Regions from separate parts of the Mus musculus genome. Here regions 1, 2 and 4 are each linked to region 3. The links are chromatin loops, found by intact Hi-C in ENCODE. Cell type or tissue: heart. All regions are shown on one strand. Links, peaks and the distances in the headings refer to the core of each region. The heading gives the core; the rest is flanking DNA. Region 1 overlaps Nck1 (non-catalytic region of tyrosine kinase adaptor protein 1). Region 2 overlaps Gm28166 (a long non-coding RNA gene). Region 3 holds the start of Slc35g2 (solute carrier family 35, member G2). Region 4 has its middle 22 kb from the start of Stag1.

Evidence for each region. A loop is a pair of places that touch in the nucleus more often than their neighbours do. Peaks named below come from ENCODE experiments on the same cell type or tissue, not always from the same donor. Only the 100,000 strongest peaks of a DNase experiment are listed, where the experiment ranks them.
Region 1: a loop joins it to region 3, with 4 times the contacts of the local background. A loop is called at or near these places in 2 of 42 quality-filtered maps.
Region 2: it touches region 3 in a loop (12-fold over the local background); 3 of 42 quality-filtered maps call a loop at or near these places.
Region 4: it touches region 3 in a loop (2.4-fold over the local background); 5 of 42 quality-filtered maps call a loop at or near these places.

The regions. Positions count from the first base shown.
Region 1 is chr9:100,517,103-100,524,678 of GRCm38, reverse strand. The region is part of intron 1 of Nck1 (non-catalytic region of tyrosine kinase adaptor protein 1); the gene reads left to right. Among named protein-coding and RNA genes, the nearest start is that of Gm46139, 19 kb to the left of the region's middle. In heart, for the core only: CTCF peaks have their summits at 3,914 (motif pointing left) and 4,517 (motif pointing left); no DNase peak of the experiment used is centred there.
Region 2 is chr9:100,450,425-100,458,000 of GRCm38, reverse strand. It overlaps Gm28166 (a long non-coding RNA gene), which reads right to left. Exons shown (of 3, transcript XR_871066.2): 1 at 7,559-7,576; 2 at 6,534-6,587; 3 at 4,975-6,340. Il20rb (interleukin 20 receptor beta) reads left to right here. Exons shown (of 7, transcript NM_001033543.3): 7 at 1-282. Among named protein-coding and RNA genes, the nearest start is that of Gm28166, 4.3 kb to the right of the region's middle. In heart, for the core only: a CTCF peak has its summit at 3,628 (motif pointing left); a DNase peak (open chromatin) is centred at 3,610; H3K4me3 peaks cover 1,347 bases; H3K27ac peaks cover 939 bases.
Region 3 is chr9:100,566,380-100,573,955 of GRCm38, reverse strand. Slc35g2 (solute carrier family 35, member G2) reads left to right here and starts at 2,871. Exons shown (of 2, transcript NM_001101483.1): 1 at 2,871-3,008. In heart, for the core only: a CTCF peak has its summit at 3,746 (motif pointing right); DNase peaks (open chromatin) are centred at 2,855, 3,045 and 3,785; H3K4me3 peaks cover 1,832 bases; H3K27ac peaks cover 1,520 bases.
Region 4 is chr9:100,617,813-100,625,388 of GRCm38, reverse strand. It overlaps a transcript of Stag1 not described here and the pseudogene Gm8661. Among named protein-coding and RNA genes, the nearest start is that of Stag1, 22 kb to the left of the region's middle. In heart, for the core only: no CTCF peak of the experiment used is centred there; no DNase peak of the experiment used is centred there.

The sequences.
Region 1 (7,576 bases), core at 1,507-5,506, 49 kb after region 3:
GTGTTGGGAGCTAAACTCTGGTTCTTTGCAAGAATGATGTATGCTCTTAACTGTTGAGTTGTCTTGCCAATCCTGGAATTTATATTAAAAAGTGTTTTTAGTAATTCTTTCAGAATTTCATACATTGTATTTTGAACATTTTCATCCCTCTTGCACATCTCCTCCCATACCCACAAGCCATATCCACCCAACTTTGTGTCTTCACCTTTTTTTTTTTTTAAACCCATGAAGTCATGTTAGTACTACCTATCTACTACACTGAGTTATATGGCCTTCCACTGGCACTAGTTAGACCACCTAGGGGCCACATCCTTAAAACTAAAACCACCCTTTCCTGGTAGCTGTCATTTACCAATAGTTCCTCAATAGGTTTAGGACTTTGTGTCCCTCCCCTCCACATTGAGATTTTGTTTGGCTTGAGCTTGTGCAGATCTTGTGCGTGTTGTTACGACTGCCATGAATTCATATGCAGCTGCCATATTGTGTCTGGAAAACCAGTTTCCTTGTATATTGCCTCTGGCTTTTGCAGTCTTTCTGTCCCCTCTTCTTCCATAACCCTTGAGCCTTGGTGAGATAGTAAGTCTGAGGTTAGGGTATCAGCAGAGTTCTTGAGAGCCTCCTCTTCTGTATGTTAACTTTCCTCCTGTCTTGGGCTTCTGGATAACTGCTTTCTCTTTAAGTGAACCAAACTTCTCTTACAGGAACACCAGTCATACTGGATAAGGGCCTGTTGGTAAACTCATTTATCTCATTTACATTCTGAAGCTACCCAGATAGCCATATTCTAAGGTGCTGGGGCTTGGATTTCAACATAGGATTTGTGTGTGTGTGTTGAGGATTGTCTCCAGCTTTACATGTGAAATTTTAAGTAGAAGTAATTCAGTGTTCCTTGTTGGTAAATTTGTTCTTGTTTTGAGATGGGTCTCTTTTAACTCATCCTGGCTTTAAACTAAGGATGATCTTGGATCCTCTGTCTCTACCTCCCCAGTTCTGGAACTACAGGCATGTGCTACTACATCTGGTTTTATGTGGTGATGATGATTGAGCTCAGCAGAGCTTCATGCTCTAGGCAGGCGATATACCCAGAGCTACATCCTTGACCCCATCAGTTATTTTTATCTCATTCAGAACACTTTAAAATGGATGTAGTCAATTGTGATTCTATTTTGTTTCTTAGCCATCCAGTAACCTAAGGATTAGGGTAATAACTCTTTAACTAATAACTAATGTCTTATATTAATGCAATTCTTTGTTATACATTTTCACAGTTTGTATTATAATTGTATGATTGTAATTTACTTTAGCAAGATTGTTTACTATTTTACTGGTTGCTCCTTTAGTTATTATAAAACATAATCCTCTCTTCAGATTCCAGAATTGGTATGTTCTTTTATTTATTGTTTTTTATGTGCATTGGTGTTATTGCCTGCATGTCTGTCTGTCTGTGTGTGAGAGGATGTCAGGACTGGAGTTAGGGATAGTTGAGAGAAGCCATGCAGAAGCTGGGTCCTTTCTGTGGCAGAGCAGCCCCTGAGCCATCTCTCCAGCCCGAGAGGATGTAATCTTGGGTAAATTTATTTTAATTCAGAGAGGATAGAAAGTAAGATTTTGTGATGACTGACAAAATCATCATATAGGGAATGTGTTACTCTTGTGTTAGTCTAAGGCGTGTATAAATGAGTTGAAGAAACAGGAGTTTCACTAGAATTCCTTTTATTAGCAGAATACTTGATTTCTCTTCCTTTGTTTTCAGAACTTGGTTTGTTCTCCTAGTGTACATTTATTCAGTTAATATTTGTTGAATGAACAAGTGAATTTTATATGCACAATACCCTTTTACTTTTTCATCTTTCTTGTTTTCTCATCTTGGTTATGTATCCAAAGTAATCATTCAAACCTGAATAAAATATGATAAAATTGTTCCCTATCTTTAAAAGAACCTAATCGTGCTGAGCATGGTGATACAGGTCTAAAATTTCTGCATTTGGGATTGGAGGTAGGAATATCAGTAGTTCAAAGCCAAGATCATCCTCACCTATATAGTGAGTTTTAAGGCCAGCCTGGGCTACATGTGATTACAACTGACCAAACAATAAGAAAATAAAACCAAACCAAACTCAACAAAACAACTTGATTTAATCCTCTATTTCTGATGTGCTTCTAATTTTTGTTTTGTAAGTAGTAGAGTGTTTCATTAGTTAGAATATTTAGCAATATAAACTATATGATGTTGTGGCTTAAAATGTTGATTACAGTAATCTTGTAAATTTCCTTCTCTTTATGCCTGCTGTAGCATATCAAAGTTATTGTTGATTTTTCTCCTTTCATAGTTCACTGAGAGATTGTAACCCATCTAAACTTCCTGACTTAGTTACTTGGGTACTGTTACTTAGCTGATTCTTATCAGAAACAGGAAATTGTCAAGTGATGAGTTAAAGCACAGCAGACTGTATGTGTAACTAGCATGGTAGATTTCCCTGTAGATGTCCCCCCCCCCCTTCCTCCGCCACTAGTTGTTTTCAGACAGGAACATCTAACTTGCCAAAAAAGGGTCCCATTGCTCATGACCTATGCCAATGGCAAACATTCTCCTTCCTCAGCGTTTCCTGGTTAGATGGTTTGATAGCCTTTCTTTGAGACAGGGTCTCATTGAGTAGCCCTGGCTGTCCTGGGACTTTCTATATAGACCAGGTTGGTCTTGAATTCAGAGATCTGCCTGTGTCTCTTTTGAGTACTGGGGTTAAGGGCATTTGAGATCACAAGTGACTGTCTTGACAAACTTAATATTAGGTGTTCTTAATTAATTTATAGAAATAGGTGAAGTATAGATATTTTGGTCTGGTGTACTCATTGATTTAGATTTGTAGTTGACTAAGGGATCTATAAAGACAAGGCAATTTTATAATAGTAGGATGCTAGTTTCTCTTTTACTATGAATATTTAGTTGTCTCCAAATTTGATGGCTGTCACAAAAAGTATGAACAGTTGGAAGGTATATAAAATTTAGTGAGTATTGAATAACAATATAAGATTATGTATGTGGGAGACTGATTCTGTGTTTTAAGTCATCTTGGTAGCTGTTTGGTTCCATACTTAGTTGATTTACATACAGTAAAGCCCTTTTTGGTGTAACTAAGTATTAAAATACAAGCCAGTCAAAGAGACAGGCATAATTATATTGGAAAGAATAGGGGTCTAATTAAAAGAAAATCTCTCCTCAAAGTGCTTGTAGCAGTCCAGTGTTAAACGGGAAAAGAAACACAGGCAAGGACTGGGGGTTTTCATTGAGGCAATCCAGGCCCTCTATGCTTCAGACCATTCATTATCTGAGGTACAGACAGATAAAGCTATGTGGTTGCTTTTGCTTTAAAATGTTTATTTAACCTGTTGTTGAGTTCCAAGGTAAGTAAATTTGTGAGTGAGTGTGTTTGTGTGTGTGCTCCTCAGAAGCTGTCCTGAGGAGTTTATGACAGCACCTTTTACCAATCTGGAATGCACTAATTGCACTAGGCTGGCTGACCCTGGAGATCTGCCTTTGTCTCTGCCTTCCCAGAGCTGGGATTACAAGTACACCACCATTTCCATTTCTGCTTTTTCTTTTTACATGGGTTCTGTGGTTTGAACTCAGGTCCTCATGTCTGCAGGAGGCAAACTATGTTTAGAGCTCTCTCCCTCTCCACTACTATTCCATTTCTATGAGAATTGGCCCTATCATCTCCCCACCCCCTCATCCCAGATCCCTCTTAGAGCACTGTATTATCTAGTTAGCTGTTTATTGCTGTGTTTGTACATAGATTCAGTTAAGGACACTTGGAAGCATGTAATTAAAAAGGAGCATGCTGATGTCCTGGAAAGGAATTCCAGTAGCAGAACACAGGAAGGCACCAACATTGGGACACAGCTAATAGCGCCACCTGGTGGAAGTATAGGTGAATGTTTAAGAACTCCTTTCACGTGAATTTTCCTAGTTTTTGTTTTCTCTTGGGAGTGCTGAGAGTTCAGTTCAATTTTGACTTTACTTCCCTCTTGCCAGTCATCCTGTGCTTTGATCCCTCTTAGTGAGATAGGCATGTTCCTGTAGATAATCTTAACTCATGTTGTGTGGGGATGTGATATGGACAGTAGTATGTGTTTAAAAAAAAAAGCAAATTTTAGCTAAATTTGATAGATGAGGTTTAGAAAACTTAGGCTAAGTTTAAGCAAAAGGGTGTTGAACAGAGGGTGTAGCCAGGTGTGCATGCCTTTAATCCCAGCACTTGGGAGACAGAGACAGAAAGCACTCTGGAAATTCAAGGCAAACCTGGTCAGCGAAGCAAGAACTACATAATAGAGAAACCCTGCCTCAGAACAAAACAACAAATAATAGGCCATAGTTACAAGTTAATATTGAGAGTGCTGGAGAGATGGTTCAGAGGTTAAGAACACTGCCCTTCCAGTCTGAGTTCAATTCCTGGCAACCACATGGTGGCTCACAACCATCTGTAATGGGATCCGATGCCCTCTTGTGGTGTGTTTGAAGACAGCAACAGTGTACTCACATAAAATAAATAAATCCTTTTTTAAAAATAAGTTTAGTTCTGTCAGAACATTTAAGAGAATTTGTTTAGAGTCCTTTTTTATGTAAACCAATGAATTACCGTTGTGGGGGAAAGCATATCTTTTTTTTTTTTTTTGAAGGTAGTTCTTTCTTTCTTTTTTTTTTTTTTTATTACGTATTTTCTTCAATTACATTTCCAATGCTATCCCAAAAGTCCCCCACCCTCTCCCCACCCATTCCCATTTTTTGGCCCTGGCGTTCCCCTGTACTGGGGCATATAAAGTTTGCCTGACCAATGGGCCTCTCTTTCCAGTGATGGCCAACTAGGTCATCTTTTGATACATATGCAGCTAGAGTCAAGAGCTCTGGGGTACTGGTTAGTTCATAATGTTGTTCCACCGATAGGGTTGCAGATCTCTTTAGCTCCTTGGATACTTTCTCTAGCTCCTCCATTGGGGGCCGTGTGATCCATCCAATAGTTGACTGTGAGCATCCACTTCTGTGTTTGCTAGGCCCCGGCCTAGTCTCACAAGGGACAGCTATATCACCGTCCTTGCAACAAAGGCTTGCTAGTGTATGCAATGGTGTCATCGTTTGGAGGCTAATTATGGGATGGATCCCTGGATATGGCAGTCTCTAGATGGACCATCCTTTTGTCTCAGCTCCAAACTTTGTCTCTGTAACTCCTTCCATGGGTGATTGTTTCCAATTCTAAGAATGAGCAAAGTGTCCACACTTTGGTCTCTCGTTCTTCTTCAGTTTCATATGTTTTGCATATTGCACCTTATATCTCGCTATACTAAGTTTCTGGGTTAATATCCACTTATCAGTGAGTACATTTCATTTGAGTTCTTTTGTGATTGGGTTACCTCACTCAGGATGATGCCCTCCAGGTCCAACCATTTGGCTAGGAATTTCGTAAATTCATTCTTTTTAATAGCTGAGTAGTACTCCATTGTGTAAATGTACCACATTTTTTGTATCCATTCCTCTTTTGAGGGACATCTGGGTTCTTTCCAGCTTCTGGCTATTATAAATAAGGCTGCTATGAACATAGTGGAGCATGTGACCTTCTTACCGGTTGGGACATCTTCTGGATATATGCCCAGGAGAGGTATTGCAGGATCCTCCGGTAGTACTATGTCCAATTTTCTGAGGAACCGCCAGACTGATTTCCAGAGTGGTTGTACAAGCTTGCAATCCCACCAACAATGGAGTAGTGTTCCTCTTTCTCCACATCCTCGCCAGCATCTGCTGTCACCTGAATTTTTGATCTTAGCCATTCTGACTGGTGTGAGATGGAATCTCAGGGTTGTTTTGATTTGCATTTCTCTGATGATTAAGGATGTTGAACATTTTTTCAGGTGTTTCTCAGCCTTTCGGTATTCCTCAGGTGAGAATTCTTTGTTCAGTTCTGAGCCCCATTTTTTAATGGGGTTATTTGATTTTCTGGAGTCCACCCTCTTGAGTTCTTTATATATATTGGATATTAGTCCCCTATCTGATTTAAGATAGGTAAAGATCCTTTCCCAATCTGTTGGTGGTCTTTTTGTCGTATTGACGGTGTCTTTTGCCTTGCAGAAGCTTTGCAGTTTCATGAGGTCCCATTTCTCAAGCCATTGCTGTTCTATTCAGGAATTTTTTCCCTGTGCCTATATCTTCGAGACTTTTCTCCACTTTCTCCTCTATAAGTTTCAGTGTCTCTGGTTTTATGTGAAGTTCCTTGATCCACTTAGATTTGACCTTAGTACAAGGAGATAAGTATGGATCGATTCGCATTCTTCTACATGATAACAACCAGTTGTGCCAGCACCAATTGTTGAAAATGCTGTCTTTCTTCCAATGGATGGTTTTAGCTCCCTTGTCAAAGATCAAGTGACCATAGGTGTGTGGGTTCATTTCTGGGTCTTCAATTCTATTCCATTGGTCTACTTGTCTGCCACTATACCAGTACCATGCAGTTTTTATAACAATTGCTCTGTAGTAAAGCTTTAGGTCAGGCATGGTGATTCCACCAGAGGTACTTTTATCCTTGAGAAGAGTTTTTGCTATCCTAGGTTTTTTGTTATTCCAGATGAATTTGCAGATTGCTCTTTCTAATTCGTTGAAGAATTGAGTTGGAATTTTGATGGGGATTGCATTGAATCTGTAGATTGCTTTTGGCAAGATAGCCATTTTTACAATGTTGATCCTGCCAATCCATGAGCATGGGAGATCTTTCCATCTTCTGAGATCTTCTTTAATTTCTTTCTTCAGGGACTTGAAGTTTTTATCATACAGATCTTTCACTTCCTTAGTTAGAGTCACGCCAAGATATTTTATATTATTTGTGACTATTGAGAAGGGTGTTGTTTCCCTAATTTCTTTTTCAGTCTGTTTATTCTTTGTGTAGAGAAAGGCCATTGACTTGTTTGAGTTAATTTTATATCCAGCTACTTCATCGAAGCTGTTTATCAGGTTTAGGAGTTCTCTGGTGGAATTTTTAGGGTCACTTATATATACTATCATATCATCTGCAAAAAGTGATATTTTGACTTCATCTTTTCCAATTTGTATCCCCTTGATCTCCTTTTGTTGTCGAATTGCTCTGGCTAGGACTTCAAGTACTATGTTGAATAGGTAGGGAGAAAGTGGGCAGCCTTGTCTAGCCCCTGATTTTAGTGGGATTGCTTCAAGCTTCTCACCATTTACTTTGATGTTGGCTACTGGTTTGCTGTAGATTGCTTTTATCATGTTTAGGTATGGGCCTTGAATTCCTGATCTTTCCAAGACTTTTATCATGAATGGGTGTTGGATCTTGTCAAATGCTTTTTCCGCATCTAACGAGATGATCATGTGGTTTTTGTCTTTGAGTTTGTTTATATAATGGATTACATTGATGGATTTTCGTATATTAAACCATCCCTGCATCCCTGGAATAAAACCTACTTGGTCAGGATGGATGATTGCTTTAATGTGTTTTTGGATTCGGTTAGCGAGAATTTTATTGAGGATTTTTGCATCGATACTCATAAGGGAAATTGGTCTGAAGTTCTCTAT
Region 2 (7,576 bases), core at 1,997-5,996, 120 kb after region 3:
CTTTGGGGACTCCAGGAGAGATATGTAGGGGTGTGGGCAGATATGTAGGGGTGTGGGCTGAGGCTCCCTGCCTTTGTCCTGTTCTGTATATTTCTGCCTTGACTCTTTTGTGAAGCGTGTGTTAAATGTTATATTTCAACTGGTCTGGAAATGTGCTGTTTACAGAATTAAAAATTGCATACTTACATTAACCTTCATCTTTTCTCCCCTCTCTTCTCTGCTCCCTCACCCCAGGGACTTCATTCCTCTGTTACCTAAGCTCAGAATAAAGAATTACCCCGAGCCTTCCTCTGTTACAGTTTCTCATGGGATGCTCCCTGGTTTTGCTGGCCTCTGTAGCTACATAAAGACCTCTCTCAATTATTCTGTTGTCTCTTAAGGTTCCCAACATGTGGATATTGGACCCCACCCGAACATCAGAAACAGAGCCTGCTCCTGATGGGGGGATAGCTACCTCCTCAGAGCTGGTTTACTCTCTTAGAACCCTCTTTCCTCTCTCTGTCTGTGTAACAGTTCTAATTGTCAGCTTGATGCTATCTAGAATCAGGCAGGAAGATTCTGAGTGAGGGACTGTCTAGATCGGGTTGGCCTGAGCTCAGGTCTGTGGGGGATTGTCTTGATTATGTTAATTGATGTGGCCCTTGCTTCCCACAGACCCAGATTCTCTACTTGTGCCTTCACAGAACACTTAGCATCATCCCAAAACAAAGTCCCGCTTCATGGAGCTTGGATTTCAATGAACAATAGGGAGATGATTAAACAATACGATATTACTAGTAAGCGAATTATTAGTATACCGAGAGTTTATAATAAGCCTTAAGAAAAAGTGAAAAGATAGAGAATAAAATTGGCCCAGGGCAGGTCACAGCCCTCTAAAGATGAAAATGAACACCAACACCGGAACCCACACTTCTGTCCCCATGTAGCCCCTGGTGTGAGAGATTATGTGTGATTTGAGTCACAGTAACTTGGCAACAAATCCTCAGGGGTATGCTGTCTAAAACAAAATTTATTCAGTGTTTGTACTGTTTCTATTGATAGTTCTTTAAAAAGTTATTTTCCTAAGCTATCAGATGAAGCAAATGAATACTCTTTATTCTGAAAGAACCTGACTTTGGGCATCAAAACTGCGGAGGGTCAATTGTGGACGTCAAAGTTTGCATAGGAACAGTGTGTTGTTAGAACCAGATCTTTGATGGCCAGGGTTAATGTCAACTTAAGATAGGCTAGAGTCATCTGAGAGGAGTCAACTTAAGACAAACCAGAGTCACCTGGGAGGAGGGAACTTCAGTTAAGAAAATGCCTCCACAAGACTGGGTTGTAGGCAAGCCTGCAGGACATTTTCTTAAGTAGTGAATGATGGGGAAGGGCCCAACTCACTATGGACAATGCAGTCCCTGGACTGGTCTTTCTGGGATCCATAAGATAGACAGGCTGAGCAAGGCCAATGGCCTCTGTGTCAGCAACTGTCTATGGGTTCCTTCCCTGCTGGAGTTCCCACTCTGACTTCCCTCTCTGATGGATTGGAAGTGTAAGCAAAATAAACCCTTTCTTTCCCAAGTTACTTTTGGTCATGGTGGTTTTTTTTTTTTTCTTCTTCCCAGTAATAGAAACCCTAAGACAAAATTAAACAATGGATAATGTGGAGTCACGCCTGCATAAAATGCACAAGTCTTTTGTGCCACCTGAAGTTGGAAGTCACACCATTTGAAACCCATAGTTTGGTGTTAAAAAAAAAAAGTGCTTTTGCTTTTTCCTGTTGAAGTGGCAGGGTAGAATCAAACCCCTCCACAATGCACACCGATGACGTCATTTTGGTTCTCAACGTTGTTTATCCTCCAAGAAGTCAAGGTTTTCGTAGAACAATAGCTAATTCTGTGTCTGGTCTGGAAGGGAAAGGCTTGTGGGAATTCTAGAACATTTACTCCTTGCTCCATCAGAAAACCAAGTTTTGAACAATTGGGTCAGTCAAAACTTTACATAACCAGTCTAAAAGGAGTCTCTCCTGGCCACAGGTGGGGCAGAGTTGAGCACGCCGAGGAGAAAGGCTATCCGTCAATAAAAATCTACCTGAAATCATCAGCCCATAGGGATAACCAAGAAGACGATGGGACAAACTAATTCTCAAGATGAATTAAGTCCAGTGAGGTGGCTCAGATGGCTAAAGGCGTTGGCAGAGCAGGCCTGGAGACCTGGGCTCAACCCACGCCTGGAAACCACAGAAGGGGCAGGAGGGAGCAAATGCCACAAAGGGGTTCCCTGGCGTCCGCACAGTGGCACAACACACACACACACACACACACACACACACACACACACACATGCACACACCCTCCACACACATACAAAAGTAAAAATTTGAAAGAGAGCAACAGTATGTATTTCTGCTGCTAACTTGTCAGGTCTTGGAAAGTATCTATGTCAAACAAAACAAAAAACAAACACCCTGACAGACTTGGCTCAGCTCAAGGAAGACTATAGGAGGATTATTGGTGGTTAGATAAAAGCCAGCTTTCCTCAGGAACTTGTGAAATGGGATTCCCTCTGCCAAAAGGAGTCGTGTCCCTTGCCTCTGGCAGAGGGGACATGTGGCTGTCCATTGATACATACCCATGGCTGCAGATCAAAGTCTATGCTGGCCTCCAGGTTTCCTCAGACCCTACTTACACCCCAAAGCCCAGGTTAGCACCCTGGCCCTTGCCACTCCTCCCCCACTTTGCTAACTCCCAGGCTGCCTCCATTCACAGGCTTCCTTCCTCCCAGAAACCAGCCAGCTCTCTATAAGACTTTTTCCCCTTTCCCTCGTATGCTATTCTATACCATACTCCTTGCTACTCTGGCTAGTCTCAAGACTATTCTATGACACACACACACACACACACACACACACACACACACACACACACACACACACCTTTCTCTCTGCTCCCAATAGTGCTGGCCATGTCCAATCTGCTTATTTCTCCCTCTGCTCTGGACTCTTCCAGGTGCCTCTGGATGTTCTCTCTGTCTCTGTCTCTGTCTCTCTGTCTCTGGGCCCCCCACCCCGCCCCCTTGCCCCCCTGCCCCATTCACAATAAAATCTTCCCCCAATCGTGGAGCGGCCAGTTTGGCGGCTTCCTTACTGTGTCATCGCTCACAGTACTCATTTGTGTTGGGCTTATTGACACACTCGTTTTATCATTGGAAAATGCCAGCAATTGCCAAGAGGTCAGTCACAGGCCGATTTCTCCTCCACCAGTCCCTGTCTCCAGACACCACTTGCATCCACCTGCAGGCCTGTAATTGCCTCTCTGGGCTCTCCATCGATTGCTTCCCACACGTTACTGTCCCCTGTCACGTCAAGCGCCCGTTTCCCGCACTTTACTGTCTAGTCAAGGTTTCTTGCGAAACTTTCCGTTTTACTGAGGAGTTGCAATGCCGATGATATCTCTCCTCTGTGATACTCCTCCCTTTCTCTTTAAAATAGGCGTCTTGTTTTCCGTGGGCCTATTTCCTTCTTTGGCCTGTGTGACTTTTCTGGGGATGCGGATCTTTTTCCTTTGAATCCGGCCTGACCTGATCCGGTGGCCCAATTCTACCGCCCACCCGGCGGGAAGCGACTTCATTGCGTCTACCGGTGTCTGGTGCCACCTTGTGGCGAATTCTGAAAAAAAAAATCCATTTGTTCCCACTAGAGAGGAAGCTCCGTGGGCTTCCCGATGAGAGAAAGGGAAAAGCCCAGGCTAGTTTTCCTGGAACCAAGGCTCAGTTGGAGAAAGTCCCCAGGCTTAGACCGGAACATAGAGTTTCTCCATTGTCACTTGCAAGTTTAGCTGCCACCATGTCCTCTCTCTCTGCATTCACTGACACCAGAGCATGTGCCCAGTGGTCCCTTTTCTCTGCCTCTGCTCTACTCTGCAAGCCACTCACCTTTATCCCAGTCGTCCACCCCCCCCCCCCCCCCCGATCATTCAATCTAAAGCATTGTGCATAGTTGGTGAAGTCAGAGCAACATCCCTGTTGACCCAAACTGTAGGTTTGGTTTTGGTTTTCCGGCTCCTGGGACCCTGGTGATTCCTTGCCAGAGTGGGAGGCTCACAAAGAAGATGCAATGTTCACTCCTTGCATCCCTTAGCGAGCAATCGGCAGCCCTGGGAGAGGCCGGAAACTGATCCACACAGAAGAGAACCTGAACAGAAGCCCTCCAGGGACCCGAAATAGCACGAGGTAGCTCTTACCTTTACTCTGCTACCTGAACTGCTCACCTACCACACACTACAGGCCTCGAGATTGCCTAGGGACCTTCAGCAAGTTTTTCATACTTGCTCATCCTAAGGTCGTGCCTGCAGCCGCAGCTGCACAAGGCCCCCCACCCCAGATCAATTTGTCCAAAGTTCAAGGATACTTTTAAGTTTACTTTGAGATCATAAATAAAGCTCCTAGAGAATGCTGAGTCGGGACTTTGGGGGCTCCGTAATTGATTTCAGGGGACAATTTGGGATTCTCTAGGAACAGTGCGCAGCCAGAATGCCACTGTGATTACAAATACTGTCATCTTGCTGGGCAGTGGTGGCGCACGCCTTTAATCCCAACACCTTGGGGGGGGGGGGCAAAGACAGGTGGATTTCTGAGTTTGAGGCCAGCCTGGTCTACAGAGTGAGTTCCAGGACAGCCAAGGCTATACAGAGAAACCCTGTCTCAAAAACAAAACAAAACAAAACAAACAAACAAACAAACAAACACTGTCATCTCAGGCCAGGTGTCCTGGCCCGCGTCTTTAACCCTGTCTGGAAAACAAAACAAAACAAAAACAAAACAAAATAAAACAAAACCAACCAACCGAACAAAAAGAAATAACTGTCATCACTCACAAGAACACACAAGATCAGAAACTGTAGCATTGTGAAGCTTTCACTTTTCAAGGGTTGATCTCAACTTGCTGTGACTCCCCCCTCTTTTTGTTCTCTTGTATTCATTCCCATTTGGGAAAACAACAACAACCACCAAACACCCCCGCACCCATTAAAACCCCTGCAGATTCTACCCTGTGCTAAAGGCTCAAAGTAAATGTCTGCCCAGTGAACAAAAATGCCAGGCGCTCATGGAGGTTCACACGAAGGAGTGAAATCCTTAGGAAAAAGGAGTCAGTGTCACGAGGGTCCTGCAGCCAGAGCTGAGATGACATGTCAGTGAGTGCTCGGTACACTTGAAAGTCAGGAGTCTAAGAGGGTACACAAATAGACACTGTCTGTACCGAGCTGCTGAAGAGAAGGAGGGAAGAGCTACCGATCATGTTGGCATCACGAGGCCAACACCCCCTGACTCTAGACAAAACAGAAGAGGAAGCACTCAAGGAGAACACAAGTGGACTGACTTTGCAACAGAAATATGTGGCTGGGCTGTAGCCCAATGGTTGTGTGTGGGTGTACGTGAGGCCCTTGGTTTGATCCTTGGAACACTGAGATCTCTTTGATCAGGGCTGTAAAACTGATGCGTGGAACCTGAGTTTGATGGGCCCTGGCTTCTGGCTCCTGGCTCCAGGCCAGGCTTCTCTATTTGTTTCTGCACACAGCTCTTAAGTTCACAGCTAAGCCGCTGTTGAAAAATAAAATTGTTTGGAATCTGTGTCTCATTTTCCCAACATTGATTCAAAGCAAAGATACTTTCTGAGTAACAGCACAAATCTCATAATAAACCCAAAGGTGACAAGTGAGTGTCATAAGTTCCAAGAATATTTAAGTGTTCAGCTTTAGTCATGGTGTGTGCTTGTACACACACACACACACACACACACACACACACACACACACACACACACTGTGAAGAGCTCTGAAAACTTTCAAACTTGGATTTTTTTGTTGTTGTTGTTGAGGAGATGGCTCAGTGGGTGGAGCAGTTGTTACACAAGTGTGTGGAGTGGACCGGGGATCTCCAGAACTCCTGTACACGCTGCGTGATGGTGGTGACAAGCCTGCAGTTCCATCTCCCAGAAGGCAGGGACAGCAGATGGTCAAGCTAGATGGTCAGCTAGACTAGCTGCATAGGTGAGCTTTGGGTTCAACTAGGAGATTCTACCTCAGTAAATAAAGTGGGGAGTGCAGGCTTAGAGTCTTCAAAATCTACTTTAATAAGGGTTCTTAAATGCTTCAACCACCCTTCTAGTCCACCAACCAAAGGCAGGGGAGAAAAGATGGTAAATAGGACGAGGGGATGTGGGCCTGTTTAGAAGTAGTTCTTTGGGCCAGTTCTCATCTTCATTTGCCAGGAGACCAGGAGTCCACTTCAGTAGTGTCAGGATACCGAACAGGAATCAACAGTGGTTGTGCGATCCAGCAGAAACAGCCAGGTCTCTGCAGAACTGCATGAGTCAGCGGAAGCTACTAGAACCAGCTGGGACCCCAGGAGAAGTTCTCTGCTGTGCCTCTCTCAATGAAGTGAAGATGAGCAAAGACGCCAGACCAACAAATCTAGCTGTGCTAGCATTCTATCACTATCCATTGAGTCCTACTTGTACTCTCTCCAAATATTACCTGTCCTTCCATGGGTCTTACCTCAGCAAAACACCACGTGAGTCTGCATCGCATGACACAGCCAGGGACTTCCACCTCGGGGGAGTGATCAAGGAAGACACATATCATCACCCTTGTGCCTCTTTAGGTATATGTGCACACACACCTGCACGAGCACACAACCCACCTGCAAATCTGCAAATGCACACACACACACACACACACACACACACACACACACACACACACACACACACACCTGAATAAATAAAATAACCAGATTTCTTTAAACACAACCGCAATCCTAAATGTGCACAAGACATTGGTAACTATTTATGGAAATGGTGGAAAATCTTCTGAATGACCCGTAGGAAGGTGAACTTTGATGATCTCTGCTAGAAGAGGACTCCCTGTCTTTCTGTGACCTCTTATGATAACGACTACAGAGTCAGCACAAGAAGTGACCGAAAGGCACTCGGGGCAGTTAGGCCGATGACATACACATTTTACCAAGTAGCACATGGCGTTAGGATTTACTTTACATTTTCAAACTTAATATTCACTTTTGGTCCTAATTGTGCAATCAAGAGTTTGAATTTTTTTTTCTAAGCCAGTGCCAATTTGCTTAAGCCTCCGGTCTGAGCAGGCCCTGGGTGGCCTAGCACAGCACTGTTTCCTTCTCTGTCTGTGTGGCCTCTGATTGCCTTGACCCATTTCCTCCCTGGGTGCGTTGGTTCTTTCTTCTTTCTCCACAGCTCCAGAGGCCCTCCACTGACCCAGCCTAGCTCAGCTCCTGAGCTTTGTAGCCATCTTAGCTCTGGGAACCAACATCTAGATCTTGGGTCCCCGATTTAGATTCTGCCAGAAGAGAATCTGCTTGAGCCAACACTTGGGTACCCATCCGGGGTTAGGTAATTTGGCTCAGAAGACAGAGCCCCGCCCTGCAACCAGTGCAATGGGACCTGGTCCACAGGGCGAGTGGAATCACCAAGGTTCCTTTCTCCGGGAACACTGCGATCCTTTGCGTCCAGGGAAAGGCTGTTTTAAGGGGAATGCTCTACACTCACCTCACTGCAGACCCTGAG
Region 3 (7,576 bases), core at 1,550-5,549:
TTCAGAACTAGCAGGTGTTTACTTGGACATTAATTCTATTTGCAAACAACCATGCCTGGGGATCCCTTTGGGTAACTTTTGCTGTGATATTGTGATATTGCCTTGGGTTGTTTTAGTGGTTTTATTTTTTAGTTGCTCTATCTATCTATCTATCTATCTATCTATCTATCTATCTATCTATCTATCTATCTATCTATCTATTTATTCTTTTATGAGTAGGGAAAAAACTCAAACCAGGCAAGCAGTTTGTTTTTTTACAAGCCCGAGAAACAAACAAACAAACAAACAAACAAACAAAAGTCAGATCCTGGATTTAGAACAAACTGATTTGTTGTACTAGGGGTAACTTAATGACCAGTGTCCTTTTTGATCTTCTTTGGGAGAAACAGCTGGAGACTCTCCATGGATGCTTGCCTCACTCGGCAGCTTCTTCATAAGCACATTTATCAGATGCTGTGCCAGGAATCTAAGAGTGCCCTGAGAATACTGACCCATTCAAAAGCAGTCTGCTGCAGCTGGGAAGGAATGAGTACTACACTGTGAGGCTCTAGAAATGTCCCCTCTCCAAGTCACACACACAAGTTCTCCTATGCTGGACACTTAGGTGGTTCTCAGTCTATTGTGAACACATTGGTAACAAGATGGTCAGAATTCTATTCTTGGGTCTATTCAAACTATTGTTGACATCCATAGGCTATGTGGCCATAATAGATCACCTGGCACAATGGATGCTGAAGCCCCAGGGACCATCAAGATGGCTATAGGAGACATTTCATCTTCTAGAACTAACTAACTGATTAACTTACTTGTGCTGGGACTAAACCCAAGGCTTTTTACGTGCCAGGCAAGCATTCTGTTATTGAACTAAATTCTCAGCCGTTCATTTTTTGAGACAAGAATCTTTCTATATAACTGATGCTGGCCTTGAACTCAATATCCTGCTTCCAACTTCCAAATGCTGAAATTATTACCACCAACTGGGCTCCCAAGTTTTTAAAATATTGCCAACCTCAATGAACTAAAATCCATTATAATGTCTTGAATAAAGAGACTATTTCTAAAAGGTGTGTGTGTGTGTTTGTGTGTATGTTGGAGTTAATATTATTTGGGGTTTTCTATCCCACCTTTGATCATTTAGTTCCCAGAAAAAAGACACAAAACCTTTATATTCATAATAAGCCTTAATGCATTAGAGCTGGGCAGATATCAGCCCTCTATGCTCTTTTGTCTACTTTTCTGTCAAGAATCCCAACACTTGGCCGGGCGTGGTGGTGCACACCTTTAATCTCAGCACTCGGGAGGCAGAGGCAGGCGGATTTCTGAGTTCAAGGCCAGCCTGGTCTACAGAGTGAGTTCCAGGACAGCCAGGGCTACATAGAGAAACCCTGTCTAGAAAAACCAAAAAAAAAAAAAAAAAAAAAAAAAACAACAACAACAACAAAAAAACCCCAAAAAAGAATCCTGACACTTGCCATGTTCTGCCAGGACTGTTCCTACTCCAACTGGGCTGGTCCTCTCAATCCACCTACCCCATGGGGGCTTCCTCCTCTCTCCTTTTGGTCTTTGCCTCAGACCCCAAGCCAGGGAACCGAAGCCCTGCCAACCTCTCTTCTGCCCAGCTACAGGCTATAGGCATCTTTATTCAACCAATAGTTTCAAATTAAGGAACAAGGTTTGCACAACAAAAGCTGGTATGGTATGTGTGTGCATATGTATGTATGTATGTGTGTGTATTTGTATGTAAATGTGTGTATGTGTGTGTTTGTATTTGTATGCATATGTGTGTATATGTGTACATATGTGTGTATGTGTTTCCCGTGTGTCTCATATACTCACACCATCCATAAGCTAGAAGACAGTTGACTTCATCCATTAAGGTGTGTGTTTGTGTATGTGCTTGTGAGTATGTGTGTATATGTGTGTTTGTGTGTGTGCGTGTGAGTATGTGTATATGTGTGTGTATGTTTGTGTTTGTATATGTATGTGATATGTAAAAGAACCCTCTGGGAGCCATCCAGGATTGAAGGAGGAGGACAGCTAGTGGTCAGGTGTGCAAACACAAAACTCTACCAGAGGATTTGGGTTCTGACTTTGAGATGAAGACGTGGATAACAGTAACTCTGTTTCCCATGTGTCTCTCACTTGCCCACACTATCCAAAAGCTAGAAGACACTTGGCTTCATCCATCAAGGTGAGTCCTGAGTCAGAGCAGGACAGAAAGGGATCTAAACAGACTATGAAAAATCTGGCAGAAGACACTTGTCTTTCCATAGTTAGCACCATAATTCAGGCCTGATTGTTTCTTACCTAATCTACAGTCATGGTCTTCCAGCCTGTCTCCTGGACTCTCATTGCCTTGGTGACTTGGTTTGTTTTTAAGAGTGTGTTCATTTAGCTTTGGGGATTGGGGTATACAAACATTTGCATTGTCAAGACTTCTCCCATCTTGCAAAACCTGGGTAAAACGGTCAGGACTCAGGGATATCCCAAGATTATTCTGTCCCAAGGTTTATCGATACTGTCACCACTTCAAATATCAAGAAATAATTTTTAGTTCTTACAACCAGATAGAAATGAATGGAGAATGCTTCCTCATCTCTTCCCAGAGGACCTAGTCACCCTGGCTGGCAGTCGATTGCTTCTAAGAGCCCCCCCCACCCCCCCCAACCCCGCCTGCCCCCACTCTCCGCCCCAGGGCGTTGGCAGCTTCCATTGCCTGGGACGCTCACGCCTCTCGGGGAGGGCCAGTCCCCAGGTCTAAGCAAACATCCTGGTGGTCTCCTGCCGTCTTCCACTCCCGCAGCGCCTGCGGTGGGGGGTTGGGGCAGCGGAGAGCGCAGGCGCAGTGCCCGCGTCTGGCGCCCCTCTCCTTGCTGGCCGCCCCTGGCAGTCCAGGCTGCAGTGGTCCCCGCCGAGCGCGCGGCGGCCTCAGCTGGCTAGGGAGGCCAGACCAGGAGCGCGGGAGTCCGCTAGTGCCCCCGGCGCACCGGCCTAGCCGCGACTTCCAGGTAACTGAGCCGGTGGCGGGTGGGCAGCAGCGGGCGGTGCGGGACTCAGCCGTCTGGCCCCGTCGGGAAGAGGGAGCGCACCGAGCCCCACGTCGGTGGCAAGTGACCCGTAGGGCGCCTCGTTTGGGGTAAGGTAGGCTCCCGTCAAGCGCCCCGCCTACTTGATAGACCTCGGTGGAGCGCGCGTCTCTGCAGGACGCCAGAAAAGCCATCCAGTGCCCACTTCTCCCCGTTGCTGTCCTGGAGAACAGGAACAGCGGGGTGATAGTCAGCACCATCCTCGGGCCTGACACAGTTGCTTGTGTGGGCCCAACCCCAGTCGCATGATGAAGGTCAGGGCTTGTCCCTTCTTTGGCCCCGGAGCCCACACAAGCTCGGCGAGTGCTTGTGGCGTCATAGGAGTGATTGCGAATGCAACTTTCGAAAAATTACTGGGTGGTTTTAGGAGTCTGACAAAGATTTTGGATTTGCCATCACTTTCCTGTCTTGTGTCTTTTGAGTCTTGAACTCCAGATTAGATGGGTTGAGATTTTCCTGTTTCTTGACTCGATAGGGAGGAAGGACCAGAGTGTGGAGGTGGAGGCTCTGGCAAGTCAGTTTCATCTCATCTATCCACGTAGAACAAAATGCGGATTTTCTTGACGGAATTGGTTCTAGGTTTAGAATTTTACGCAGTGTGTGACCGTTTAGCTCATGGGGGAAGACGGGTCGCGGGAACTGGCAGGAAGAACACTCACTCTTCCTGGGGCAGCTGGGGGCGCTGCGCAGATCCACGTCACTACCCAGGCTGTCACCAGGCTCTGGTAGGAGCAGGAGCAACTTCCCGTCCCGAGGATTGAGGAGCTCCTAGACAGTCTCACACCAGGCCGGGAGGGTGAGGGGGCAGGCGCGGAGTGGGCCAAGTCTGCGGGCTCTTTTCGGGAAATGGCTTTGAGCAGAGTTGACTGTGTCCGTGGTGCTGAAGCTCCTCGTGCCCAGGTCTACGACTTCCTGGGCCTATGCCAGCCATATTTTCCTATTTTGCACCTTTGCCAAAAAATAACTCATGGCCAAAGCAAGCGGCCAGGCCGGAGCCGGCTAGACACTGAAACTCTTCACAGATGGGTTGAGCGTGGTCTCCTGAGGGAAACACTGCAGGGAAATGTGGTTCAACTTGGAAGAAGAGATAAAACCCAGCTTGCTTGATTTCCTAAAAGTACACACTGTGAGCAAGCACACCGGCCCTAATGTATGTGCATGCATGTGAAGGATATATGTATGAGTATATACCTACAAACATAATGCTCATCTCTTTTCAAAGCTATCATGTACCACAAGCCACACATTTCCCAGAACCTTTTGTGACTTATCTTTTTTTATTTATTTTTTGACTCCTCTTGAGTTTCTGGACTCTACAGCACAATTAATTTTCATAATCATCTGTTCCAACGTTCCAGAGAATGCTGTATTAGAGGGACTGGGAGTGTAGCTCTGTGGTAGAGCATCCACTCAGCGTTCAAGAGACCTTATGTGGGCTTCTCACTGACACAATCAATCAATCAATCAATCAATCAAACAATCAATCGACTGAAAGACAAAAGAAAGCATGCTTATTTAAAGAAATTTAGGTAATCAAGAAATACAAAAATTCTTTTGTGTGAGCACACATGTACTTTTAGATGGACCATTCTTCTGTCTGTTCTGTTTTTGGTAATCTTGTAATTATTGAACACTTATCTTCAACATTTTGTTAGAATAGACTAGTGGTTCTCAACCTGTGGGTTGCAACTCCTTTGGGGTAGTCACACATCAGATATCCTGCATATCAGATATTTACATTAAGATTCATGACCAGTAGCAAAGTTACAGTTATGAAATAGCAATGAAATAACTTTATGGCTTAGGGTCACCTCAGCATTAGGAAGGCTGAGAACCCTGTTAAAGACAGTTCTGCGGACAGCTTTTATGTTTGTTCACAGTTTTGGGACAGAGTCTCACTGATTCCCACACTGGCCTCAAATGCAAAGTTGTCCTGCCATAGCCTTCAAAGTGTTGGGATTGCATGGGATTATGGATATGTGCTACCAAGCCCAGCAAATGCTCTATGTTTTTTCTTTTAGACAGATTCTTTTAGACTTCCCCAGTTGGCCTAAAAATTGGTATGTAGACAAAGATGACCTTGAATTCCTGATCCTCTTACCCTCATCACCCAGAAGGTGAGATTGCAAGCATGCACTACCATGGCGGGCCTAATGCCTGGCCTAAGTATCTTAAGAACACAGCTAGAGATGTTGGCAGATAAGAGTGCTTGCCCTTCTTGCAGAGGACCTATATTTGATTCTCAGTCGCTAGATTGCAGCTTACAAGTCCCTGTAGGTTCGATTGCAGGGGATCTATGCTCTCTTCTGTCCTCAGAGGGCACCTGGTATGGACCAGGTGCACATACATCTATACGGGCAAACATCTTTACATATAAAATAAAAATAAATAAAGAACTCTAAGGGAAAAAAGATATGGTAAACATCTATTTTCTCAAAGATTTAAATGCATTAGATTAGACGGATGATAATGCATTAGGACTGACTAGAGGCACAATGTACAGCAATTTCTGCGTTTATTCATGTGACTGAAACGTCAATGCAGATAGACTAGTAACTCCCTAATTCTCCTTGCTCCCCAGCCCCTGGTAACATCTGTTCCCATCTTGTCTATGACTTTGCCCATCTCATGTACTCCACATAAGTGGGACCACACAGTGTTTGTGGTTGGTTTCTTTACTCAGCATAGTATCTCGTTTGTATTTTTCATAGGACAGAATTGCTTTCTTCTTAAAGGCTGAATGTTGTTTCTTTGTATTTATAGATGCTCCATTTTAAAAAGCTATTCATGTAATGATGGACACTTAAATTGCTCCGTGTGAATATAACCTCTTTGCACAAACACACACTTGTTTAATTACAATCTTTTTTGTTTTGTTTTGTTTTCTGATAGTGTTTCTCTAAGTAACTTTGGCCATGCTGGAACTCACACTGTGGACTAGGGTGGCCTTGAGCTCAGATATTCTCCTGCCTCTGCCTCCTTAGTGCTGGGATTAAAAATGTGTCACCACACCCATCTTAAGTATATACTATTTTCATTTATTTATTTATTTATTTATTTATTTATTTATTTATTTATTTATTTATTTATTTATTGAGACAGGGTTTCTCTGTATAGCCCAGGCTGTCCTCGAACTCACTTTGTAGACCAGGCTGGCAGAAATCCACCTGCCTCTGCCTGGGATTAAAGAAGTGCGCCACCATGCCTGGCAAGTATATATAGTCTTATAACAAAATTCTTGAAGTAAAATTTGTGGTCCAAATGATGGATATTTTAATTTTGATACATTTGAGACATTAATTTGTTCAAATATTTTTTATTTCCTCTTTTAAACATTTCCAAAATCACCACATTTAAGGAATATTTATTGGGCAACCTGTATTTACAAATTGTGCCTTTAAAAATAGATGAACATATGCTACTATAAATGGTAAATTTGAATTTCAGTAGACTCATCCTTTCGCCAAAAACAGGTCTTATCAATTGCTAAAGGGTTTTTCTAATTGGGTAGAGAGGAAAAAATTTTGTTCATTTATTCATTAGCAATATTTCTCACTTTGCGACTTATTTACTCATATATTTATTTTTCTATTGGCATGCTCACTTACTTTTTGATTCATATAAACTCTTTGTATAGTACCATATTCTGTTTGTTGTACTTTTGAAACAAAATCTCATCATGTATTTCTGACTGGCCTAGCTAGAGTTTCCTATGTAGACCGTGCCAGCCTTGAACTACAGAAATCTGCTTCATGGGATTAAAGGCTATGCTGCCACATTTTTTCTTTTTAATTTTGTTAACTTTGTTTATAGTATTATGCTGTATAGAATACACACACATATACATATATATAATTTCTATTTGAATGGTGTGTATGTGTATGAGAGTTTCTTTAACTGTTGCTAGGATGTAGTATCTTAAGAAATCAACTTAAGGGAGAAAGAACTTATTTAAGCTTATAATTCAAATCACAGGTGACCGTGGCGGGTAAGTCAAAGCTGCGAGGGTTTAACATAGCTGGTGCCATCACATCCAGAGCGGGCTCAGGCATCTGTTCAGCTTCCTTTCTCCACGTACACAGTCCAGGACCTGAGCAGGGAATGGTGCCTTTACAGTAGTGGGCCTTCTGATCTCAACTACTGTAACCATGACAACCATAGATATCCATAGGTATCCCATAGACAACAATAGGTATCCGCAGAGGCCCATCTCCCAGGTAATTCTACTTGTTGTTAAGTTGACAATCGACACTGCCATCACAGAGTGAGTCCATGTTCATGTGGGTGTGCATAGGTGTGTGCATAGGTGTGTGCATAGGTGTATATGTGTGCATATGTGTATATGTGTGCGTATGCATGGTGTGCATGGTGTGTAAGGGGATGGAGGATGCTGGGTGCTTGTCTCCATCACTGTTCAGCTCAGTTTTGGAAACAGCGTCTCTCACATAACTTGGAGCTTACCATTGGCTGGAGTGGCTGTGAGCTCCAGG
Region 4 (7,576 bases), core at 1,166-5,165, 52 kb before region 3:
TGTGGCAACATGGGGCTGCTCAGAACATCGTCCCTGCATCCACTGATGCTGCCAAGGCTGTCAGCAAGGTCATCCCAGAGCTGAACAAGCTCACTGGTATGGTTTCTGTGTTCCTACCCCCAATGTATCTGTTGTAGATCTGACATGCCACCTGGAGAAACCTGCCAAGTATGATGACATCAAGAAGGTGGTGAAGCAGGCATCAGAGGGCCCATTAAAGGACATCCTGGGCTACACTGAGAACCGGGTTGTCTCCTGCAACTTCAGCAGCAACTCCCACTCTTCCACCTTTGATGCTGGGGCTGGCATTGATCTCAATGACAACTTTGTAAAGCTTGTTTCCTGGTATGACAATGAATACAGATACAGCAACAGGGTCATGGACCTCATGGCCTCCATGGCCTCCAAGGAGTAAGAAGCCCTGGACCTCGCACCAGCAAGGACACTGAGTGCAAGAGAGAGGCCCTCAGTTGCTGAGGAGTCCCCCCTCCCAACTTGACCCCCCAACACTGAGCATCTCCCTCACAATATCCATCCCAGACCCCTATAACAGGAGGGACCTAGGGGGCCCTCCCTACTCTTTTTAATACCATCAATAAATGTTCTCTGCACCCACAAAAAAAAAAAAAGAAAGAAAAAGAAAAAGAAAAAAATGACAGAAGTAACATGATACCTCAACAACATGACTGCCTAAACAAGACCTGAACAATAACCAGTAGAAATGCTAAGACAGAAAGAGGGAAACCTCTAAATGTCCACGTCTAGTCAAAGAACTACAGGCCACTCAAGGCTGCCTAGAAAGGAAGAATTAGGATAAGTCCCTTGTTTGGTTATCCAGATCCAAATGGTCAGCCCTGAAATCACACATAAGCAACACTAATGGGCTCAGCAGGTTTGTTTGTTTGTTTGTTTGTTTATTTAATATTATTATTATTGTTTTTTTGAGACAAAATCTCACCAAGTAGCTTCAGCTAGCCTGGAATTTGCTATGGCCTCAAACTTACAAAGATCCACCTGCTTCTGCCTCATGGGCACTAGGATTAAAGATGTATCCCACATGCCTGGCTATGATCCTCTCTCCTGCTCCCTCTCAACTTCATAGGCTCTTTTTTAAAAAGTTACTGTTACATTTGCAAATAAAATATAAACACATACGCACATGAGCACATACATACACATACACACTCATACACACACACACACACACACACACACACACATGATCATGGGAGGGACTGGAAGGAGAAAAGGGGTGCAGAACATGGTATGATTCCACTTTAATGTTTAAAAATTGCAAAAAATAATAATTAAGCCAGGCATGTGGGATACATCTTTAATCCTAGTGCCCATGAGGCAGAAGCAGGTGGATCTTTGTAAGTTTGAGGCCATAGCAAATTCCAGGCTAGCTGAAGCTACCTGGTGAGATTCTGTCTCAAAAAAACAATAATAATAATATTAAATAAATAAAAATTTAGAAGCAGTCTGAGAGATAGGTGTGGTGGATAGCAGCAAAGACATACCTACTGGACACAGCGGGGCAGCTGCACATGGAAACAAATTCACAACGATTGGAATATCATGAATAAAACTATGAAAGCTCAAGCCAGAACACATTTTAGCATGGTGAAGGGAGTTAGGCACAAAGTTCTGCCTCTAGTCAAGAAGCTACTGAGAGCTGTTATCTCCTGGAAGAAGGAAAGGCTCTTTCTCTAAGAGCATAGGCCTAGAAGCCAGCCACCCTAGTGGAAGACCACACATCCAAGAGCATTTGGCCAGCACAAGTTGGGTGAATAGGTGGTGGTGGGTAGATCTAGAAAGAGTTGGGGGGGGGGTGACTGGTCAAAATACGTGTATGAAACAATCAATGCATATTAAAAATTTTAAAAGAAAACAACAGCAGAAAAGACAGAGATAAAAACAAATATTTTCCACAGAGCAAAGGAGACAACAGAATGAAGAGACTGCATATGGAAAAGGAGGGGATCTCTGCCAGAGACTCATGTGTCAGACATTAATATCCCAGATAGTTCAAAATCTCTAAATACTATTTACAGAGTACATAGAACTTCATCAAGCATTTAGGGTACCACAAATGCCAACCACACCTCGATGTGTATTTCACTGTCTTATTTTTATATACATATATGTTTATATGTCTGCGTGTGTGCATAGTATTCTAAAAAGTAGAACTTTTATTTTGTGACATACGGAGGATGCTCAAAAGATGATACTAAAAACAAACAAAAAATCAGTGATCTAAATACCAGCTGCTTCCTGGAGACGTCCAAGTAATCATCTTTTTAATCTGCTGCTGAATTTTAATGATGTTATTCAGGCTACATTGCTATATATGAAATAGACTTCTTTAGTAATTCCACAAAATGCTTGAACAGTCTAAGCGTGTCACCCTTGAGCTGATCCTACTCCTTGTGGGGCAGTCCGGGAGAGCTAGTTCAGCCCAGATCCAGGGCTTTTGGTTGGCCCACCCCCCTCATCTAGCCCATCTATGAACTGCTGGAGTGTGTGAAAGGGCTGGTCCTACAGACCCAAAGCTCCATGACACAGGGAACAACAGGATCTCTAAGTGGAGTCCCAGTGAGGATCCAGTATTGTTAGTATGGCAGAGGCCAGAGGACTCAAAGCAGACCAGACTCAATGCAACGAGCATTTGCAAGTAAAGCTGTGTGGCCAAAGGGTGACTGTGTGACACTGTGACACACTGCAGCTTCCACGGTGAGATGTGTTTGTTTTGTTTTATTTTTTATTTTTATTTTTTATTTTCTTCTGGGGGGAGGGTACAAGGGTGGTGGGTGGACATGGAAGGATGGGAGATGAGTGGGATTGGGTTGCATGATGTAAAATTCACAAAAAGTCAATAAAAACTTACAAAAAAAAAAAAGAGGTCACCTGTAATCTTAGGTTTATTTACTTTATAAGGAAGGTGTCACAGGATTTTCCCTGTCCAATTACATCAGTACAAGGAGGTCTGTGATTGAACAGGGAAAAGGGAGACAGAGCTAAGAGTTGCAGAAAGAGAGAAAGAGAGAAAGAGAGAGAGAGAGAGAGAGAGAGAGTGTGTGTGTCAGGGCAGGAGGAGAAGGAAGATGGCTTCGGATGTGTATCTGCATGGCTTTTACCAGCCACAAGTAGTTGTCATATGGTAAGGTTAATTGGGATAAGGCTTTTTATCATTATCAATTGGCTCTGAAATTATTGTATTGGCATCTTGTAAATTGTGATATTATTGATACATAATCTGATTGGTTAATTAAGCTTTAAGAGTCTTGATTCTACCGGGGTACTGGGTATTGTGCGTGGTAGTAAGAGGAACTGGGGGGTGGGGGGGTGAGCACCAGAGAGATGGCCGGGCAAGAGCCCTGTGGTCTGGTGGCCCAAGAGTTGGTGGGCTGGCAGGAGAGGAAGTGTAGTCCAGCCCCTCAGAGAGTTGGCAGGTTTATTTTTTAATATTTCCCACAACAGGAAGGACTTAGAGCATTAGCATATTATTAATTCATTCATGGGCATTCACAACCCCCTCAGAAATTTTTGTTAAAATGACATTGAGGAAACCAAAACCAAACAAAATTCCTTACAGTTTTTTATTTTCTTTTCTTCTTTGCTAAACACATCATCAAATCGAAACACTAAGTCTGCCAAACCATGGAAATTATACATTTTTTCATTTGTCAATGAGTGGGGGATTATTTTGTTTCAGTGAGGATTTGAACACTCTGAGATTGGGGCTGGCTAAATGCCTCAGCAGGTCAATGTTCTTGCCATCAATCCCGACAATGTGAGTTCAATTCCCGTGGCCTAGGAGGCAGAAGTTCAGAACAGACTCTCAGAAGTGATTCTCTGTCCTCCACATATGTGCCTCTTTTTCTCTCTTCTACAAATGCTAATGCCAAGAACACTCTATTAAATATTAGGAGTCAAACTTAACCTCAGAGTCTGCCTTCCAGGGAACTAGCACTAAATAACAGGAACTATGCACATATTAAAGAGATACAGGACTTTCATATTGCTGTTGACTTCAAGAGACACCCAAGATGTCATTCTGGGAAATGATTAAACCACATGAAAAGACCTTTGGTAGCTGATAACGTTTCTTAAAATGGATCCTAGGAATTTAAAATAGAAATTAATAGAATTTGATATGTAAGTATATGACTTGTATTATGAAAAGCAAAAGAAAGTGTATCATAAATGATGCACATGGATGTGTTATTCAGAATATTCTGTGTTGACATATTCATCAATGTGAAAAAAACCCATCAGCAAATGTTAGAAATTAGTTTGTAAGGTTATATATGCACTTTGATACCAATGTTGACATTAACTTAGGGATTGTTTATATGCATCCATATATGTATGTATCCATATACTCACACAAAGAAAAAGATGAGCATAAATATATCAAAGTGTTAAAAATACATAAATATAAAATATTTAAAATAATGTTCCCTTAAAAAGAGGGTTGGAGACAGGCTTATCCCTAGGACCCCCTACTCTGTTCAGCAAGATCTCAGTCTAGTCAGAGACCCGAAAACAAGGTGGTGTGCTCCTGAAGAACAAAGAGATTGCCACACACCACCTCTCTCTCTCTCTCTCTCTCACACACACACACACACACACACACACACACACACACACACCGGAGAGCCCATACCTACACAAGAAAAGGATTGTTTAGCAATAGAATAATCTCCAAGGGACAAAGTAATTAAATTCAAATTACATTGGAATTTCTAACCAGTGCACCTCGTTGGAAGGTAGCACAAGAGGAAGAGCAGATAATTTTTCCATTTTGTGTGTGTGTGTGTGTGTGTGTGTGTGTGTGTGTGTGTGTGTACGGGCGCGCGTACGCACTTTTGGGGGCGAAGACTATTCTGCCTAGAATCATTGATAATTACTTCTTTAAATAATTGTCATGTATGTTTAGCAGTTACGGTTTTTTTCTGATGAAATGGCATCCTTCCCTTATTTCCCCTCAAATCAAAGGGCAGACAAAAGAATCGCTTGAAGAAGCATTAGAACACACATCCACTGCCAAGACTAGAGAAAAAGGGCACTGGGGCCAGGTCACACAAAGCCACAGCTGCGGGTATGGCGTCACAGCGCCACTACTGAGGGTCGGGTCTCCAACAGGACACAGGCCTAATCCTGGGTTGGGGATGAGGTAGATGAGCGCCTCTGCTCTGCCCCTTGATGGGACCCTATGTAGGTGAGAGAGTGGGTGTGGTATGGCTGTGTGTAATAACACTCTGGGCAGAGCACAAAGCCAAGTGAGTGAAACCAGATGGGTGATTAGTCCTGCTCTCAGAAGCAGATGAGCACCAGACACCCCTGCCCCCTCCAGGAGCGAAGGGTGCTCAGGTGCCAAAACCAACAGGAAGTGGATCAGCGCAGTACTTGATCGCGATTCTACCCCATTGCTGTTTCTCTCCCCACCACTCTGCCTTTATAGGCATTGATTGCTGCGCTGTATTACACATATCTGTAGAAAAATGAACTAAATCAAGATTTATGCAATACATTTAAAATTAGAAACTAGAAAAGATTTCAAAAAAAAAAACCAATGAATTGGGGAGCTATATGGAAGACAGAGGGAAATGAATCTTTGATATTATTTCACTGTAAACCGGTAGCAGGAAGAAATCGATATGAAATAAACACATGACCCAAGCCTCAGAGGGAGGGCACGGCTCTAAGATCACCGGCTAATATAATCAATCATAAAACAGTTCCAAGTACAATTTTGCAATATTACTTGAACACAGCTCACATTGTCTTTTTAATCAAAATCCATAAAAAATGAATTGTCTGTGATACTGTTCATGAAATGAAAAGGTTTTTCTCAGCTAATTCTTTGAGTGGGCTCTTTTTATTTTTACGGTGTGTGTGTGTGTGTGTGTGTGTGTGTGTGTGTGTGTGTGTGTGTGTGTGTGGTGTGTGCATACAGGTAACTGCAGAACCTGGAAGACTGTTTTGGATCCTATGTTAGGATGCTTTGGAGAAATAGATTTTATAGAATCTCTATATAGGAAGGTAATTTATTAGGAATGACTTTCAGGCAGTGGTCCAGCGAGTCCAAAAATGCTTGTCTACCTAGGGAAGGGCCGAGAATCCAGGGGTTGTTTAATCCATGAGGCTCCATATTTCAATTGCTCTTGAGTATCAACACAAGGACTCCAAAGAAGTAGGCTCTAATGTCCGTGAAGGAGCGGACTTGCCATCGAGAACACAAGGGAACGAGCAAAGAGGCAAGCTTCCTTCTTCCCTGTCCTTTGCATAGGCTGCCAGCAGAAGATGTGGCCGTGATTAAAGGTGGGTCTTCCCACCTCCATCCAGATCCAGACTTAAAAGAGGTCTTCCCACGTCCAATGATTTAATTAAGAAAATAATCCCACCCCCGCTTGGGTTTTACTCAGTTCCAGATGCAGTCAAGTTGACAACCAACAAGAGCCATCAGAGATGCCCGAGAGCTAGAGTTAGAGGTGGCTGTGAGCGCCTGATCAGGGTCCAAGGACCCAAACGCCAGTCCTTCCGATGAGCAGCCGGCACTCTTAACCACTGAGTCTTTTCTCCCGCCCTTCAGTGGGCTTTTGAGAACCATGTGGTTTCCTGCCTTTTTCATCGGCCCTAGAGACCCTCCCTCTCCCCTCTCTATTGAGAGATAATAAAAGTGTGGATTGGGGGTGGGGTGGAATAGGGTGGCCAAATGTGTGCTCACGAATCCAAACACCTTTGCCTTTGGGGAATGTGTATTGTCTAGTCTGGCGCTTTTGCAAGTATGAACCTGGAATGACCTCAGGAGTCCAAACACAAGGCATGCACTTTCAATCCTAATTATAGAGAAAGCAGTGGTTGGTTGGTAGCTTATAGTCGACACTTACTGATTTCCCTGTTTAAATGTTTTGCTTTTTAAATTAAATTATTGGTTAAAAAATATTTACCTTTAAAATTAATATTGTTATATTTTGTCGTATGCCTGCCCCTCCCAAATATGCAAATCTACCTGAGTGGGGGGGCGTGGTGGGGATCGGGGAAGGGAGTTCTGGAGTTCAAAAAGCTCCCAAAAGAGGATAAGGTGACTGTCATCCTGGGAGTCAAGACTGGATATAGTCTTGCAGTATTCCTTTTTGGTTACTTTAAGGCAGTATCCTGATAACGCCCATCCAGTAAGGATGACCCATTGCTTCCCATACCTCCTTCCAAAAGGGTTTCAAGGAAGCCTTGGTCCCTCAGCCTCCACATTCCTTTCCTTGGCCAATGGTGAAGACATACATGAGCTACTCCCTGGACCTTGGATGCTTTTCCTTGGCTGAGCCTTGTCTATTGGGTTAGCTGTAGCTTTCCACAAGTATAGTAGGCATCTTACCACAGTGAGGCAGTCTTTGCAGCTCGGGATCCAGTTTGGTCCAGAGCCTCAAACCCTCCGATCACTACCGCCTTCAGCTTGGAGATTTTTTTTAGGCTAGACCACAGTCCTTAAAGACTGTTTGTTTGTTTGATTGATTTTTGTTTTTTTTGAGACAGGGTTTCTCTGTGTAGCTCTGGCTGTCCTGGAACTCAC